Regions from separate parts of the Homo sapiens genome. Here regions 1, 3 and 4 are each linked to region 2. The links are chromatin contacts, found by Hi-C or POLR2A ChIA-PET in ENCODE. All regions are on one chromosome and are shown on one strand. Each heading gives the region's core, a stretch centred on a gene start or an enhancer-like site at or near the end of the contact. The rest is flanking DNA. Distances are from core to core; before and after follow the strand shown.

What was found. Hi-C counts contacts between places; a loop is a spot of excess contacts on that map. ChIA-PET counts read pairs that join two places held with the same protein, here RNA polymerase II (POLR2A). Pooled maps may share reads with other maps.
Region 1: a loop to region 2 is called in a pooled map, with 2.7 times the contacts of the local background. The contact joins the enhancer-like site here to the promoter of ZNF510 in region 2. A Hi-C loop is called at or near these places in 6 of 50 pooled maps.
Region 3: a map of CD8-positive, alpha-beta T cell shows a loop between it and region 2 (8-fold over the local background). The contact joins the promoter of SUGT1P4-STRA6LP-CCDC180 here to the promoter of ZNF510 in region 2. A Hi-C loop is called at or near these places in 4 of 168 maps with a recorded cell type or tissue (CD4-positive, alpha-beta T cell, CD8-positive, alpha-beta T cell and naive thymus-derived CD4-positive, alpha-beta T cell) and 9 of 50 pooled maps. POLR2A ChIA-PET finds 5 or more read pairs at or near these places in 3 of 52 experiments (CD4-positive, alpha-beta T cell, CD4-positive, alpha-beta memory T cell and activated CD8-positive, alpha-beta memory T cell).
Region 4: a loop to region 2 is called in a map of CD8-positive, alpha-beta T cell, with 5 times the contacts of the local background. The contact joins the promoter of HABP4 here to the promoter of ZNF510 in region 2. A Hi-C loop is called at or near these places in 3 of 168 maps with a recorded cell type or tissue (CD8-positive, alpha-beta T cell, Caco-2 and PC-9), 2 of 37 single-sample maps with no recorded cell type and 16 of 50 pooled maps. POLR2A ChIA-PET finds 5 or more read pairs at or near these places in 4 of 52 experiments (CD4-positive, alpha-beta T cell, CD8-positive, alpha-beta memory T cell, HepG2 and 1 more).

What each region holds. Positions count from the first base shown.
Region 1 is chr9:97,104,083-97,106,782 of GRCh38, reverse strand. No RefSeq gene overlaps it. Among named protein-coding and RNA genes, the nearest start is that of CTSV, 66 kb to the right of the region's middle. Within about 2 kb of position 1,387, at least 2 of the 41 ENCODE cell types and tissues checked have a DNase peak (open chromatin) inside an H3K27ac peak, as active enhancers do.
Region 2 is chr9:96,776,647-96,779,346 of GRCh38, reverse strand. It overlaps ZNF510 (zinc finger protein 510), which reads left to right and starts at 1,260. Exons shown (of 6, transcript NM_014930.3): 1 at 1,260-1,313. RefSeq lists a silencer at 1,400-1,499.
Region 3 is chr9:97,237,008-97,239,707 of GRCh38, reverse strand. SUGT1P4-STRA6LP-CCDC180 (SUGT1P4-STRA6LP-CCDC180 readthrough) reads right to left here and starts at 1,282. Exons shown (of 45, transcript NR_036529.1): 1 at 1,141-1,282. It also overlaps the pseudogene ANKRD18CP, the pseudogene SUGT1P4 and the pseudogene SUGT1P4-STRA6LP. RefSeq lists enhancers at 881-1,040, 1,049-1,874 and a silencer at 827-1,121.
Region 4 is chr9:96,448,865-96,451,564 of GRCh38, reverse strand. HABP4 (hyaluronan binding protein 4) reads right to left here and starts at 1,396. Exons shown (of 8, transcript NM_014282.4): 1 at 937-1,396. The coding sequence starts at 1,285. RefSeq lists silencers at 879-928, 1,009-1,068, 1,079-1,618 and an enhancer at 1,899-1,978.

The DNA of each region.
Region 1 (2,700 bases), core at 138-2,637, 330 kb before region 2:
GTCAGACCAAACTCAACAAGTGATAGTTTTTGAAAGTTAGCTGCAATGTGGAGTCTGAAATCTTGTCAGTGAACTTTTTGTACACTTTTACATTAATATCCATTGATTATCTTGCACTTTGGCTCTATTTTCCTTGACATATTTGAAAATATTTTATGACTGAACTATGCAGAATTTTCAAATATTGACATTTCATACACTATCCATAAATCACATTCATTCATTTCACCACAGATCTCCTTAGAAACGTTAAGTCATCAGAACTTCTGAAGCTCACCTTCTGAATACTTAATGATTCCAAAGTTTTCCAAAGTTCTAATTTTTGCTTGAAAACATGAATTCTGTTAGTGGCAACAGTGATGGACTTGCATCCTTCATTTTCAAGACAGCTTCTGCTAACTATTCTAATCTGAAAAATCAGTTTGTCCACCCATCATTCTTTCAAACCAAATGCTGTTCCATGCAGCTGGTCCTGCCCAGACTCCCGAGCGCTGTGCCTTGAGGCAACCATCATGCTACAATACGCAGCAGCGAAGCTTTGTGGACTCCATGCATTTCATCACTCAGAATACTAAAGAGGCATTTTTTATAGGGGCAGGATGAAGAAGACTAATAAAAGTAACTATCTTTAGTGCCTCGTTTTCAGGACATTCTTTTTTTTTGAGATGGAGTCTCGCTGTGTCACCCAGGCTGGAGTGCAGTGGTGCGATCTTGGCTCACTGCAACCTCTGCCTCCTGGGTTCAAGCAATTTTCTGCTTCAGCCTCCCCAGCAGCTGGGATTACAGGTGTCTGCCACCATGCCCGGCTAATTTTTGTATTTTTAATAGAGATGGGATTTCACCATCTTGTCCAGGCTGGTCTTGAACTCCTGACCTCGTGATCCACCCGCCTCAGCCTCCCAAAGTGCTGAGATTACAGGCGTGAGCCACCGTGCCTGGCCGTCCAGGACATTCTTAAGAGAAATTGCCTTTTTTTCTTTTAATCCCCAGTGTGTGGCAGGGAAGAATGCTACCACTACTAATTTGGTGCTGGTGCCCCTGCCTTGATCTGTGCCCTGGTGCCAGCCATTTTCTGTCATGCCTTTTGCACCCAGAGTGCAAATATAAACAAAGTTGTTCCAGAACAACCATGATATTCAATAAAGTTATTTAACTCTGAATATTTATCACTACTTACATTTGTTGCTGAGCATTCACATTAAAAAAAATCCTTTGAAGAGTAGTGGGTGCTGATACAAGTCCAGCCAGGTCTGTAGATTTGCTCATTTGTTCGGTGAAAGTCAAATTCTATAAACAAGATACCAGCTCAAACCATATGTTTGCAGTTGAATCTTTAACTTGATGAGTCAGAGTAACATCAGAAGTGGCACTGCCCTGATTTTTCCTGATGTTTCACCCAGTGGGCATTCAGCAGTGTCAGCTACTCAAGAGAAATTGTCCACGTTAAATATGTGCAATTCCTTGTGTGTCAATTGTAACTCAATGATGCTATGAAAAATAAATTTTAAAAAGAGTTTTTTACTGTTTCTGCTTCTGTGTGGGCTTCTCCAGCCAAAGCACTATGATAATTTACCCTGTAAGAGATTTCAGTGAGTTTCATTTCAAGTTAGAAAAGCTGGAACAATTTTTCACTTTTGAAGAGCTCATAGTACATACATTTAAAATATTCCATTTTTTTTCTTTAAACACTGAATGATTAGTCTCAAATGTTACCTGACTTTTTTAAGTGATAATTTATTTTTTGATTCTTGATACAAGTTATTTAACAAATACCAGGCCGGGCACAGTGGCTCATGCCTGTAATCCCAGCACTTTGGGAGACTGAGGTGGGTGGATCACCTGAGGTCGGGAGTTCAAGACCAGCCTGACCAATATGGAGAAACCCTGTCTCTACTAAAAATACAAAAAAAATTAGCCAGGTGTGGTGGTGTATGCCTGTAATCCCAGCTACTCGGGAGGCTGAGGCAGGAGAATCCCTTGAACCCAGGAGGCAGAGGTTGTGGTGAGCCGAGATCGTGCCATTGCACTCCAGCCTGGGCAACAAGAGCAAAACTCCGTCTCAAAAAAAAAAAAAAAAAAAAAAAAAAAATATATATATATATATATATATACATATATATATATATATATATCTCAGTATTGCAGCTACAGTGTATTCTTTATCTCTGTTACTTGCATTTTTATTTTCTTCCTTTAAAATTTATTTTATTTTATTTTTTTAGAGATGAGGTCTTTCTATGTTGCCAAGCTGGTCTTGAACTCCTGGGGTCAAGTAATCTTCCCACTTTGGCCTCCCAAAGTGCCGAGATTACAGATGTGAGCCACCATACCTGGCCCATTTTTATTTTCTTCATGGTGCTTTTGCCTTTAGATGAAGAGAAGATTTTTAAATTTTCATAAAGTCCTATTTATAATTTTTGAGGAGTTAGTGCTCTTTTAATGTTATAAAGCTATTTCCCTTCTACCTTTTAGAAGTGCTTAAATTATGTTGGGCCTAAAGCTACCTCTTTTTGTATTTTAAATTTGAATCAAAAGGTCTCTCCATACATAGTGAACTGGAACAGATTGTAACCTACTCTTGTGCCAAAGGCTGCCAGCTGTTCAAACCATGTTCAAATAAGGCACATGCCAAACTGTAACCAGTCCAATTCTGTATCTCTCTTTTGCTTTCTGTAGGTCACTTTCTTTATTCTGTCCATA
Region 2 (2,700 bases), core at 11-2,510:
GTGTGTGAGTGTATGTGTGTTACTAAAAAGAGTGTCATAAAATACTGTGCTGAGAGGTTCCTAATTTGGTTCCTGATTTCAGAAGCATACCACATAAGATTTAAGCAAGCTCATCTCTAGGAGATGCATAATTTGTGGATAACGGTTTTCTTAGTTGGGATTGTGTGTACTTCAGGTATTATGTAATGCTGAACAGCTTACTTGCTTTTTCTTTTTTTCCCCCCAGAGATAAACTGAGGATCACAAATATTATTCTTTTATGTTAATAATGGTTTCCATTTTCTAGTATTTGTTACATTTTACGGCTTTATTCACAAAGCTGTTTATGTATTTTTGTGGCAGCTCTAAGTTAAAAGGCACACTTGTAACATTACAGTCCCAATTTTCCCTTTATCAACTTTATATTATAAAATTTTCCAACACATAGTCAATAAGCATGTCCATATTCTAGAAGTAGATATTCTTAACATTTTGCCATACTTCCCATTTCTAATTATTTTTTAAAAAGAACTTACAAACGGGCCGGGAGTGGTAGCTCACGCCTGTATACCCAGCACTTTGGGAGGCCAAGGCAGGCGGATCACTTGAGGTGAGGAGTTCGAGACCAGCCTGGCCAACATGGTGAAACCCCGTCTCTACTAAAAATACAAAAATTAGCTGGGCGTAGTGGCGGGCGCCTGTAGTCCCAGCTACTTGGGAGGCTGAGGCAGGAGAATCGCTTGAACCCGGGAGGCGGAGGTTGCAGTTAGCCGAGATCGCGCCACTGCACTCCAGCCTGGGCGACAGAGTAAGACTCCGTCTCAAAAAAAAAAAAAAAAACCAAAAAACCCAAAAACTTACAAACATAATACAATCCTAAATACTTACATAGACATCTCTTTATGAATAAGCAAGATTACCTACATAATCCCAATGCTGCCACAATTAATTAATAATTCTAATTTCCAGTCCGTATACAAATTTTCCCAATTGTTTTCAAACGTCTTCCGCGGCTCTTGCTTTCTGTAACCACACGCTGCATTTGCTGTTATGTCATCAAGTCTAACCCACAACCTCTGGGGCTCTGACAGAACCCGGGCTCCAGTTATCAGGACGGTCCATGTTATTACGCCATAAATCTTGGGGGAAAAACAAACAAAAAAACACTGACAGCTGGCGCCGTACTGCATGTGAAACGTAGTCTTGCATGTTATGGGTTACCGCGCAGCATGCTGGGAACGGATATGCGCGTTTTCGTCTGCGCATGTGCAGTCAACCCCACTTTCCGGCTTCTCCCTGTTAGTGTTTGCTGGTGCAGAGGGTTCGCAGCTCAGGTGAGAGCGCCGGGCCTCCACGCGGATTGCGGACCTGCAGGGAGGGATGTGCTAGTGTCCAGGGGGCGGGAACGCGACGTCCCGGGAACTCCCCCAAAGCAGGCCGTCGCTCCCTGTGCCTCGGCCGGCCCGGGACCTCAGCCTGAGAAGGGCCGGTGGGGGCGGGCTCCGGGGGCGTTAGGTGGGGCTGAGTCCTAGTTGGAAGATGCTCGGTGCGGGCCGAGGTATGGGCGCCAGAATGCAGCCAGGCGTCGGAAAACGCGGTGCTGGCTTCAGGAGGGGAATGCGCGTTTATTGTATTGACCATGAACCTGCCACAAAGCGCGTACAGCCCGTGGGTCTGCGGTGAGAGGCCGAGCCTAGGAGCTAGAAGGACCTCGTGAATTTTGGCTCTGTCACTTGAGCGTTTGAAAATGAGGATATTAGTAAAAACTGCTTTGTGTCGTTCAGAGGTAAGCCATCCCCTGTAAAGCATTTAGCTAAGCGCTAGTTACTAAGCAGCATGTAAATGTTGATTCCCGTTATATTTGGAAGACACTTTGTTCTTTTCATGTAGTATTTCGTTTAATTCTCACAACCACCCTATTTATATCATTAAAAATGAAGAAGGAGGAGTGAAAAGATAGAGCCAAGCTCACAAAGGATGAGAGAGCTAGGATGTCAATACATAAACACTTTACTCCCCGAATCAGGCTGTTTGTAATGGCCTACCTACCTAACCCAGCATTGCAGCCTTCACAGCACTGAGTGATTGTCCCCAAAACCCCAGGACAATGATTGTGAAGTCAGTGTGGACAGAATCTTACTATGTGGCAAGTGTATTTGTTGTGGGGTTTCTGGGATGTCTCCAGAGCCTCTGGGTTAGACTGAGGCCCCTGCCACCTCCTGTGCTGTCCCTCCTGTCTCTGTCTTTAGAAGTCAGTCTGATATTCTAGGGCAGTGAAGATGAGTCACATACGTAATTTTAAATGTTAAACTAGTAGCTACATGAAAATCTAAAACATGAAATTAATTTTAAGAACATACTGTGGTTTTCTCAGTGTATCCAAAATGTTATTTCAACATGTGGTCCTAGCCACATTTCCAGTGCTCAGTAGTTGATGTGATTGGAGGCTGTAGTCATGGATAGCAGGGTTCTAATTAATGCCAAGAGAATCAGGTTTAAGGCCTTAGGTCACTTCTTCACCAGGAGGATTTTGCTCCCTAGGGAACTTTGGAAATGTTGGAGACTTTTTTGGTGGGGGGAGAGGGGACTGAGTTTCTCTCTGTCGCCCAGGCTGGAGGGCAGTGGTGTGATCTTGGCTCACTGCAACCTCCACCTCCCAGGTTCAACTGATTCTCCTGCCCCAGCCTCCCAGCTTGTAATCTCAGCTGGAATTACAAGCAT
Region 3 (2,700 bases), core at 33-2,532, 460 kb before region 2:
AAAAGGGCCTTTTTGCTGCTCCATACACAGGCCAACTTCATGCCTACTTCAGGATCTCTGCACTGGCTCTTGGTCCTGCCTGGAATGCTCTTTCCCCAGAACTTCTAAGCGAATTCTCTTGCTTCTTCAGGTCTCTGCTCAAATATCACCTTAACAGAGGCTCCAGCACCCTATGGCACATTTCTTATAAAAGCCATAGCTAGAAAAGACGCCGTCTTGCCTCAAATTGTTAACGTTACTTATGTTAGATTATAACAACAAAACAGGGTGTCCTTTTTTATGTGCTTTAAAGCAAAAAACAAACAAACAAAATGAAAAACAAAAACCTCCTGGTTAAATTCTGTGACCCACAGCATCATTTATCTTTAGGCTCTTCTTTAACTCCTATTATTTAACTCTTGCTCTTTTACATTCCTTTACAGCTTTATAGTTTGTCTTCACTGCACACCTGCAAGAAGTGATTTCTTGGTTAGCTAAGTATATAACTAAGACTAACCCATAGCAATCAGCGCCTTTGCACACAGCAACTCCTAAAACATTTTTTGATGAATAAACAAATGAGTGAATAATGAACTATGACAAGACATCTGGAAAGTTTCAGGGACGTGAGGGAAAAGGTTTTTGTTCCAGTAGACTGACTTCATACCGGCACTTTTACATAAGAATGGCAACAATGATGTCAAACGAAAAAATTAATTTTCATCGAGCCCAGAGTCCACTTTTCTCTTCTAGTCATAACTGCCATTAAAAAAAAAAAATCCTTTCAGCCCAACTACAGTTGTCAACCATGTTCCCAATAAATGGAGGAGGTTTTTCTCAGAAGTGCAGGAATGCAAGAGTCTGGAAATGGAAAGGGCAAGACAGGAGTCTGAGGTAACGCGAGGAGACTGAGAATCTCAATACTGGGGCGGACACGCAGTAACCACAGGACCCTGGGTCCCAATCAGGTGCTGCTGGGAGGAGGCGCGTCAGCCAGGGGTGGAGGAAGCAGAAAAGGCTCTCTCACCTCTAACGCCGCAGTGGATTAGAGCATCTGAGAAGCTCTGGAAAAAACCTCTCAGGAAAACAACGACTTCAGCAGGACCCACTAGCCAAGGAAAGGGGATAAAATAAATAGCAAAGGGAAGGAAAAACACGCACCTCTGGGATGCTGCAGGTCCTGTTGCAGCCGCCGCCATCCCTCGAAGCCACCGTTGCTTCTGCCAGAGCTGCTACTAGCGCGCTTATCAGCTCCGCCACCGCCCAAGGGGGAAACTTCTGCAGAAACCCCAACCGAGCTTCCGTCGTAAGTAGCCAACGAGCAGCCACGCAGCGTGCTGCTAGCGGGGCGGGAGGCTACGCGCGGGCGCGTGGCCTGCTGGGGCAGTGGAGGACCGAGTCTTCCCAGCCCGCACCCTGGCCTGGGACCCGCGCTCCCAGTCCCGGGACCCGCGCTCCCAGTCCCCGCCCCTAGCAGCCATGGTTATGGAGGCCCGGGCCAACACGTTCTCCTTCTCTTCCACCGCGCCCACTGCTGCGGTCACTCGGACCAAGCCTCCAGGAGTAGTAGCTCAGAAGCACTTTTGTAGCATACCGTTACCCCTCAGGAGCTTAGCGGTTAAGGGCGTTTGCATGTCTTTTAGTAACACAAGCTCCAGGCCGGGCGCCGTGGCTCACGCCTGTAATCCCAGCACTTTGGGAGTCCGAGACGGGTGGATCACGAAGTCAGGAGTTCAAGACCAGCCTCGCCAAGATGCTGAAACCCCGTCTACGAAAAATACAAAAATTAGCCGGGCGTGATGGTGGGCGCCTGTAATCCCAGCTACTGGGGAGGCTGAGGCAGGAGAATCGCTTGAACCTGGGAGGCAGAGGTTGCAGTGAGCCGAGATCGCGCCACTGCACCACAGCCTGGGCGACAGAGCAAGACTCCTTAATAAATAAATAAATAAATAAAAAATAAATAAAATAAGCTACTTCGAGCTCCGTTTTCCCTAGGTTTTATCATGGCTGCCACAGGTGGCCAAGCCCTTTCGTCTCCGTGATGTCACTGGAGGCTGCGTGGTCTTTTCAGGGAACAGAGGGGCCTGGATGGCGCCTGGATTCCGGCGATCGTTGCGCTGGGAATGGAAAAGGGCTGGGACTCGCTGGAAGTCGTTCTGAACTAATAGAGCTAAAGGCCTTCTGGTTCCTGGGGAGACGCGCCTGGCCCCCGTGTACTATTCATTCCCTTCCTCATAACTCCACAGCCCAGGCTTTCTTCTTAGTGGGCTTCCTAGACCGAAAGTGATCTCAGGGCCGCTTTGTTTCCCATCCCGGTCGGTCAGGCCCTCCGTCAGCGCCCTTTGACCCATGCAGATCGGATGGGGAAAGCTGCCAGCGCCTTCCAGGGATGGGGGCAGAATGGGGAGCTGGAGGGAGTGGTCTTTTTCTAACTTTATACCACTATCAAACTGTGTTAATTCATGTAGCTTTATAATAAGTCTTGAAGTCCTGTGACTTTATTCTCCCAAGATTGCTTTGGCTTATTCTAAGGCTATTGTATTTGTAGGTGAATTTTGGAATTAGCTTGTCAGTTTAAAAAAAAAACAAAACTGCTAGGATTTGTACTGGGCTTGCGTTGGATCTGTAGATCTGTTTGGGGAAAACTAGTATATTAACAATACTGTCCTTCAATCCATTAATATCATTATTTCCCACCATTTATTTAAGTGGCCTCTAATT
Region 4 (2,700 bases), core at 147-2,646, 330 kb after region 2:
ATAAAGCCAAGTTGAACACACTGGCAAACGTCGGCAGGAATGGTCAACCTACACATCTTAATCCTAACACTCTGCAAACCTTGGGACCGCTGCCTCATTTCAAGAAAACAGGAAACACAGGTGGAGTGTTGCTGGCTCTGCCACTGACGCAGTTCGGTGAGAGAATGAACTCTGAAGCACCCTCCCCGTCCACAGGCAGCAGGACACCACGCTGCGCACCGGTTTTTCTTGCTAAATAGGGAGTGGGGAACTCCGAATATTCTTGCTGGAAAGGTTAAAAACGCTTTTCTTAAAGCAGCCTTGAGCTATTTATAAGTTGCACATCCCATCAACACCACACGAAGTACTGAAATACGATGCCGGCTGCCTCCTGGAAGCTACCGGACGGAGAAGGGGCGAAGGCGCCAGGCCGGACCGCGCCGGGGACCCCCGCCCGGGCCCCGACGTCACAGGCCGCCCCGCGGTCGCCCAGGCCTCCGGCATCACAGAGGCCCCCAGCCCCGGGACCAGGCGCCCTCCTCCTCCCCACCGCGCTCTCGGGTGGCTCCGACCTCAATCTTGCAGAGGCTGGGCTGGAAGATGAAGGTCCCCGCCAGGTCTGGATGTGGGAGCCCCGGGGTAGCGACCTCAGCCGTTCGCCCCCACACGCCACCCAGACAACCTCCCTCAACTTCGTCCAACTTGCCGTAGAGCCTCAGTGCCAGGGTTCGAGGGCCCTATCCCACCCCAAGCCAGCGTTTCCCCCGGAGCCCCGCACGAGGCTGGCGAGAGCTGGAAGGGGTGTGACCCCTGCCCCTCTCCTCCTACCTTCGGCGGCCACCAGGACCCTCAACTCTCCCTACTGTTCCCGGGCCCCTCCTCCTGAAACCGGCCCCCGGGACCCCAGTCTCACAGCGGGCCGAGCCGTGGTCCGCTAACCCCGCTGTCCCCGCGTACCCGGCGCCTGCAGGCCGCCCCCGGGGCTATCGGGCCGCTGAGCGACGGGCGCCGGGAGGCTCTTGCGCTCCTTCTGCGACTCCCTCCGGCCGCCCGCGCCGGCTCTGTGGCCCGAGGCCCCGGCTGGGCTCCTGCCGCCGCGGGGACCGGCCCCGGCCGCCGCCGCCGCCTCGTCGCGCCTCTTGCGCTGCAGCTGCTGCTGGCGCCGGCGCTCGGCCTCGCGCAGGATGTCGAACGGGTCCGACTCGTCGTCCAGCAGCTGATGGAAGCGGTTGGCCACCACGCAGCCGAAACTCTCCTGCATCGCGGCGCCAGCGGCAGCCACGGGACTCCCCAGAGCGCCCTTCATGCCGCCGCGACCACTGCGGGCCCGGGAGGGCAGCCCACGCGAGCGCGTCTCAGCGAAGCCGGCGGCCAGGACCCATGCCGCCCGCTCCGCCGCCACCGCCCTCCGGGCCCTACCCTGTCCGGCCCCTACCGGCGCCCGCCCCCGCGGCGCCGCCGCCGTCCGCCCCGCTGCGCCAGACAGCCAGTCAGCGCGCGCGGGTGCGCCCCCTTTCCGACACGGCGCGCCTGGAGACCCAATCACCGACCGGCTGCTGTCACGTCACGCGACCTCTGGGCCCCGCCCCGTTCGCTCAGCAGGGAGGGGCGGGGCCCAGGGGCGGAGCTACTGGCTGGTCCAGGCGGCGCCGACGAAGCGGTGGGGTCTCGGCTGTGTGTGCTTTCTCCCGGGACTGCGACCGTATTTGCTATGGGCCACTCTGCTTTGAAGCTTATGTATACATTTAGCCGTGCAACAGCTACATATTGCGCACTTACCGTGTGCCAGGCATTATGTTGTAGGAAATACTAGCTCCGTGTTGTCACAGATCTGAGTCTGTAGATGGAGAAAAAGTGCCCTGAAGGACAGGCGCAGAGCTCTCTACGGGCTGCAGCAAAGGGATCTGACCTAATTGGGAAATGACAGTTAAGCCGAGGGAGAGGGGTGACAAGGGGTTGGAGGAGGAACAGCAAGTGCAGCAGTCTTGAGGTGGGATGTGCACAGCCTATTCAAGCTCAAAGTGGTCTCTATTCTAAGAGCAGTGGGAAGCAAGTTTTGAGCATGAGCAGATTTGGGTTTGAAAAGGCCACCCTACCTGCACTGTGAACTAATAGTTTGGAGGGAAATACAAATGGATGCTGGGAAGCCAAACATGATTGTTGCAAAGCTCCAGGGAAGAGTTGATAGTGACTGGGATTAGGATGGTGGCGGTGGAGGCGAAGAGAGTAGATGGATTCAAAGACTTGGTGATGCGCTAGAGGTGGTGATGAGGGAGAAGAAGATACGGTGACTCTTATTTTCCTGGCTCCAGCATCTGAATGATAGTATTAGTTACCACTGGAAGACACTACTTTAACGGGAATCATTAATTCAGTCTGGGACACGTTGAGGTTTGGATATTTGTTTTCTTTTGAGATATTCAGTTGAGGCCTGGAGCTTAGAGAACGCCGGACTGGACTTCCTCCAGGAAATCTTTGCATAGGCAGCGGTGGAGACACGCTTGGCTGCCTATCCTACAGCCGTTCTTTCCCTCTTACATTTTTCCAGAGCCTGTATTTTGTTCAGGCATCATATTCCCCAGGGGAAGAGGGCCCCTTCCAGCCTCAAACTTGATTAATCATACATTATTCATTGCACCTGATTCCAATTCCTTGCCAGTAATTGGCTTAGGAATAGGCTGTGGGGCAAATCGGGCAGAACAGATCTGAGAAGTATTCTGG